2 separate regions of the Homo sapiens genome follow, and region 2 is linked to region 1. Evidence: chromatin loops called from intact Hi-C (ENCODE). Cell type or tissue: PC-9. All regions are shown on one strand. Each heading gives the region's core, and the rest is flanking DNA. Links, peaks and the distances in the headings are about the cores only. Region 1 overlaps LOC107984913 (a long non-coding RNA gene). Region 2 overlaps RNF207 (ring finger protein 207).

Region 1 (2,910 bases), core at 196-2,695:
GTGGTAAATGTGTCACATAATAAACATTAAATCCTTTCCCACACACACACATATTAAGAAATTATCGGGCCAGGCACGGTGGCTCACACCTGTAATCCTAGCACTTTGGGAGGCCGAGGCAGGCAGATCACCTGAGGTCAGGAGTTCGAGACCAGCCTGACCGACATGGGTCAGGGAGGTGGAGGTTGCAGTGAGCCGAGATCACGCCATTGCACTCCAGCCTGGGCAACAAGAGCGAAACTCCATCTCAAAAAAAGAAAGAATGGCCACCCGCCTCAGCCTCCCCCAAAGTGCTGGGATTAACAGGCGTGAGCCACCATGCCAGGCCTAATTTTTTTTTTTTTAAGACAGGGTCTCCGTATGTTGCCAAGGCTGTTCTGGAACTCCTGGGCTCAAGGGATCCTCCCACCCAGGCCTCCCAAATTGTAGAGTTTACAGTCCTGAGCTATCTTGCCTGCCTGGAGTGAATACCCACTCTGAGCAAAAGTTATCACTTGAGTCTGAAAATCTGTCCCCTGACTCAATCCATGTTTGGGATTTTCCTTCCTTGATGTAACCAAGTAGTCCAATATAGGCCTGTGAATTCTAAGCTCAGTTTTGTCAACAAGTCCATTATTCTGAGTAGGTCCTTCATTTCCAATTTGAGAGTTTATTCTTCTTTCTTTTTTGAGACAGTTTCACTCTTGTTGCCCCTGCTGGAGTACAGTGGTGTGATCCTGGTTCACCACAACCTCTATCTCCCGGGTTCAAGCGATTCTCCTGCCTCAGCCTCCTGAGAGCTGGGATTACAGGCATGCGCCACAACACCCGGCTAATTTTTTGTATTTTTAGTAGAGACGGGGTTTCACCATGTTGGACAGGCTGGTCTTGAACTCTTGGCCTCATGTGATCTGCCTGTCTCAGCCTCCCAAAGTGCTGGGATTACAGGCATAAGCCACCGCACCCAGATATTTATTGAATATGTTTTTAGTAAACAGTAATTTTTAGTACATAGATATGACCTGTACCTTCCTGCTACTCCAGTGAAAGAGAAAACTTCAAGAAAAAGGACCTCTTTTGTCTTTCCATTTCCCTTAGAAATACAGCCCTTTGGAGGAAATTTAGACATTAATGTTTAGCATCCTTTCCCTAAATTCAGAAAAAGGACTATACCACTTGTAGTTGACCCAAACGATCTCATAATATGTAGCTGTGGAGTAATAAAGTTGATTTTCTCACGCCTGTAATCCCAGCACTTTGGGAGGCCGAGGCGGGCGAATCACGAGGTCAAGAGATCAAGACCATCCTGTCCAACATGTTGAAACCCTGTCTGTACTAAAAATACAAAAATTATCTGGGTGTGGTGGCACGCATCTGTAGTCCCAGCTACTCCGGAGGCTGAGGCAGGAGAATGGCGTGAACCCGGAAGGCAGAGGTTGCAGTGAGCGGAGATCATGCCACTGCACTGCAGCCTGGCGACAGAGTCAGACTCCGTCTCAAAAAACACAGTTGATTTTCTGTGACAGGATTAGGTTTGTTCAGTATCTCCCGTTTTTTTCATAGGTGTATTGTACTACTCCTGGGCTGCAGGGGGCGAATCTGAAATTCCTTGATTAGTTCAAGAACATTCACCACAGTAGCCAGATCCTTGGAGTCTATGATTCTTTGTTTTCTGCTAAAAACAAAAAACAAACTAATTATACCAACTGCTGAATACTAATTCTCAGATGATTATAGTTACTTAGGAGAGGAGGAAAAAAGCCAACGTTAGCACAGGTTGCAACAAGTTAAAAATACTAAGAATACCATGGTTTCCCGGTAAGTAACTTGAGAATGTGGTTATTTTAATTGAGTTACCAAATATAGCTTCACCTTCCTAAATCTCAGCAGCTACACTGCATCCACTTGAGGGAACATACAAGAAAGCTTTCTGTCTCCCATTTTAGCTCTGTGCTTTAGTGCAGGTGTGAGCATAACCAAAGGTTTGCTTTTCAAATGTTTCAGCTTTTTGTTCAGCTTAATAGTTTTTGTTTTTGTTTTTCTGAGACGGAGTCTTGCTCTGTCACCCAGGCTTGAGTGCAGTGGCGCGATCTGGGCTCACTGAAACCTCTGCTTCCCGGGTTCTAGAGATTCTCCTGCCTCAGCCTCCCAAGTAGCTGGGATTACAGGCGCGTGCCACCGCGCCCGGTAAATTTTTATTTATTTATTTTTTATTTATTTATTTATTTATTTTTTAATTTTTTTTTTTTTTTTGAGACGGAGTCTTGCTCTGTCGCCAGGCTGGAGTGCAGTAGGGTGATCTCGGCTCACTGCAACCTCTGCCACCCCCGTTCAATCAATTCCGCTGTCTCAGCCTCCCGAGTAGCTGGGACTAGAGGCGCACGCCACCACGCCCAACTAATTTTTTGTATTTTAGTAGAGACAGGGTTTCACCATGTTGGCCAAGATGGTCTCCATCTTCTGACCTTGTGATCTGCCCATTTTGGCCTCCCAAAGTGCTGGGATTACAGGTGTGAGCCACGGCACCCAGCCTAATTTTTTATATTTTTAGTAGAGACAGAGTTTCACCATGTTGGCCAGGCTAGTCTCAAACTCCTGACCTCAGGTGATCTGACTGCCTCGGCCTCCCAAAGTGCTGGGATTACAGGCCTGAGCCACTGCGCCCAGCCTTTTTTTTTTTTTTTTTTTTTAGCCCGGAGTGCAGTGGTTCGAACACGGCTCACTATAGTCACTGCACCCTAGGCCTCCTGGGCTCAGGTGATCCCCCTGCCTCAGCCTTCCTAGTAGCTGGGACTACAGGCATGCACCAGCATATCCAGCTTATTTTGTTTTTTGTTTTTGTTTTTTGTTTTTTTGAGGCGGAGTCTTGCTGTGTCGCCCAGGCTGGAGTGCAGTGGCACGATCTCGGCTCACTGCAAGCTCCGCCTTCTG
Region 2 (2,910 bases), core at 1-2,500, 390 kb after region 1:
ACCGGGGAAAATGTTCCTAAACCAGGAAGCTGCGTTAGCCGATCAGGCTTTGTAAGATCTCGCCAACAGCTAGCTGCTTAGGAGTACCCCCACGATACGCACAGCACACCACTGTCCCTTCACTGCACTTTCTTCCTGCCTTAGGTAGTTGGGCTTGCCCACCCTAGTTTGCTTTTGTAGTGGTTTGGCAAGGTTAGAAGGCCTCGGCCTCTCTGTCATGCTGGGAAGTGCCTACTCTCTGGGCCACTGCTGCAGAGGCCGTGGCACTTGTCATGGGTTTGGAAGACCCAGCCATCTGCAGCAGAGGCAGCCTATCCCATTGCAAGGAGAGGAACTGAACGGAGTAATTATTCTACTCTTCTTTTTACATAAATGTTTATTTAAATATTCTAAATTGGATTTTCTTTCACAGATACTGATTATTCTTTCCAGTTCTTAAATAAAACTGCACTTGATTTCACTCAACCACAGTGTGATTGTCTGGGATGTGAAACTCTGAGGTCACTCTTGGGTAAGAAGCGTCTTAAGCCTTTAGCCTCAAACGACGTGTGTTTGGCCTCCTCAATTTCTTTCTGAATTCCTACCTCTAACCAGTTGTAATGATAATTCCTTTTGCCCTGCAGGCCACCACATAGGTTTGTAAGGCCTTGGAACAGGAGCCTCAGTGCCCCTGAAGTAGCAGGTGCAGGGACAGTGGACGTCAATGTGAGTGATGTGTTATGTGTTGAATGTGCTGCCATGTTAGCACGTAGACCCATTTGCTGTTAATCACTGAATCAAGCTGAATATTTGCTTAAATGTGACTATCTGGGCATCATTTTGCCACAAAAACTTGTAAAATTTTACGTCACGTGGGTTACTTTTTAAAAAGCATTTATTAAGCTCCTCTAAATGAAAAGGATACTGTGGAGAAATGGAAAACTGCTGGGAAAAAACTACTAGAAAAAAGGTTGCTGCCACCCAGTGCCTTGCTATCAACGGAAGTCGGACTCAGGAGGGCTGCAGGAGTTTGGGAAAGCAGCGAAGTTGTAACTGAGACCATCTGCCACATAAGCTGGCCAGGTGCTAACCCCTGGCTTTAGGAGCTCTGCCCTTGCTGGAAAGGGAGAGAAGCTGGAGCAAACGTTCCTCATCCTTCCATGAGTCACTGCTCAGATTACTGTGTGGAACTTCCCAGTAGCACCAGGTTAACAGTGGGACTGTTATTCCGGAGGAACTGGATTCCTTTGCAATAGGGCAGGTGCCACTCAGTGGTGGAGTCTTGTTACCTAAAACCGGCACACCCTGACATACCACACTCTGCCCAGCACAGGGCCTGGCACACCGACGCTCGGTGCGTAGGTGTGGAACTAGCGAGGGATTTCTTGCTGGATTGTCACTCCCTGATGTTTTCCATGTGGACTGGGAGTCATCCCAAGCTACTGTGACAAGGACGAAGACTTCATGCCATGCAAACACGGGGAAAATCAAAACTGCCCAAGCCAAAGGATCTGAAATTATGGCCTGTCAGAGCTTCTGGGTTTTACTCTTGACAAATGATTACCTTTTAAAGAAATAACCGGCCGGGCACAGTGGCTTACCCCTGTAATCCCAGCATTTTGGGAGGCCGAGGTGGGCGGATCACCTGAGGTTGGGAGTTCGAGGCCAGCCTGACCAACATGGAGAAACCCCCTCTCTACTTAAAATACAAAAAATTAGCCGGGTGTGATGGTACATGCCTGTAATCCCAGCTACTCTGGGGGCTGAGGTAGGAGAATCGCTTGAACCTGGGAGGCGGAGGTTGCGGTGAGCCAGAGATTGCGCCATTGCACTCCAGCCTGGGCAACAAAGAGTGAAATTCTGTCTTAAAAACAACAACAACATTGGCCAGGCGCGGTGACTCACCCCTGTAATCTCAGCACTTTGGGAGGCTGAGGCAGGTGGATCACCTGAGGTCTGGCGTTTGAGACCAGCCTGGCCAACATGGTGAAACCCCATCTCTACTAAAAATACAAAAAATTAGCGGGGCGTGGTGTCAGGCGCCTGTAATCCCAGCTACTCGGGAGGCTGAGGCAGGAGAATCGCTTGAACCCAGGAGGCAGAGGTTGCAGTGAGCCGAGATTGCACCATTACACTCCAGCCTGGGCAACAGAGCGAAACTCCATCTCAAAAATAAAAAATAAAAAAAACCATCATGGGAACAACCTTCTGTCCAGTGTCCCAGTCTTGTGCCTGCTCTAAGAGCCTGACCCTGGGGACCGGTCCCATTTGCTAAGTCGGGTGTTCCCTCCATGTGGGGACATCGCCCCCATTTTTCTGTTTGGATCTGTGATGATCCATATTTTTCAGTAGAGGCTCTTCTGAGAGGCCGTTCGGAGCCCAGCTGTTTCCTTTAGGCTCTGATGTCTTCTCTCTCTTTTCCGGGACACTTCCTGGATTATTCCTAAAGGGACAGCCTCATGTAAGCCCAGCCCGCTCCCCCATTTCACCATATCCCTGCACTAAAATCCACTTGGGCCAAAGCACTCAGAATGGAACGTCTTCCTGGAAGGCCTCAGTGAGTGAGAACCAGGAAGGCTCTGTCTCCAAAAGGACCTTGTCTACTTCTGAGTAGGAGCCCATCCCCAGGGGATGGCTGTGAGTTGCTGAACCATCAGCCTGTGTCAGCGGTTTCTGGTGACACTGCATTTTGAATTTGGAAGCATCTGAGCTAATAAATGGCGGCTGTGCAGGGGAGGCTGGGGCCAGACTCTGCTCTGTCACCAGCCGCGCTGTGACTCTGGCCACTTCAGCAACCCTCTGCACACCCCTAGGCTCTTCTGGTTCTCATTCTACAGTGCTGTCCTCTGCCCTGTGACTATGTTTTCCTGAAAGCAAAATACACAAAGATCAGCCTGTGACTGTGTCGTAGGTGTTAATGCACAGCCGTCT

The links. Hi-C counts contacts between places; a loop is a spot of excess contacts. Peaks named below come from ENCODE experiments on the same cell type or tissue, not always from the same donor. Only the 100,000 strongest peaks of a DNase experiment are listed, where the experiment ranks them.
Region 2: a loop joins it to region 1, with 5 times the contacts of the local background. A loop is called at or near these places in 3 of 110 quality-filtered maps.

Annotation. Positions count from the first base shown.
Region 1 is chr1:6,608,447-6,611,356 of GRCh38, reverse strand. The region is part of intron 1 of LOC107984913 (a long non-coding RNA gene); the gene reads left to right. Among named protein-coding and RNA genes, the nearest start is that of PHF13, 3.8 kb to the left of the region's middle. In PC-9, for the core only: CTCF peaks have their summits at 1,392 and 1,618; no DNase peak of the experiment used is centred there.
Region 2 is chr1:6,218,748-6,221,657 of GRCh38, reverse strand. RNF207 (ring finger protein 207) reads right to left here. Exons shown (of 18, transcript NM_207396.3): 18 at 359-2,422. The coding sequence ends at 2,251. It overlaps ICMT (isoprenylcysteine carboxyl methyltransferase), which reads left to right. Exons shown (of 5, transcript NM_012405.4): 5 at 1-465. Among named protein-coding and RNA genes, the nearest start is that of RNF207, 14 kb to the right of the region's middle. RefSeq lists silencers at 2,007-2,192, 2,623-2,823. In PC-9, for the core only: no CTCF peak of the experiment used is centred there; DNase peaks (open chromatin) are centred at 1,197 and 1,837; H3K27ac peaks cover 2,500 bases.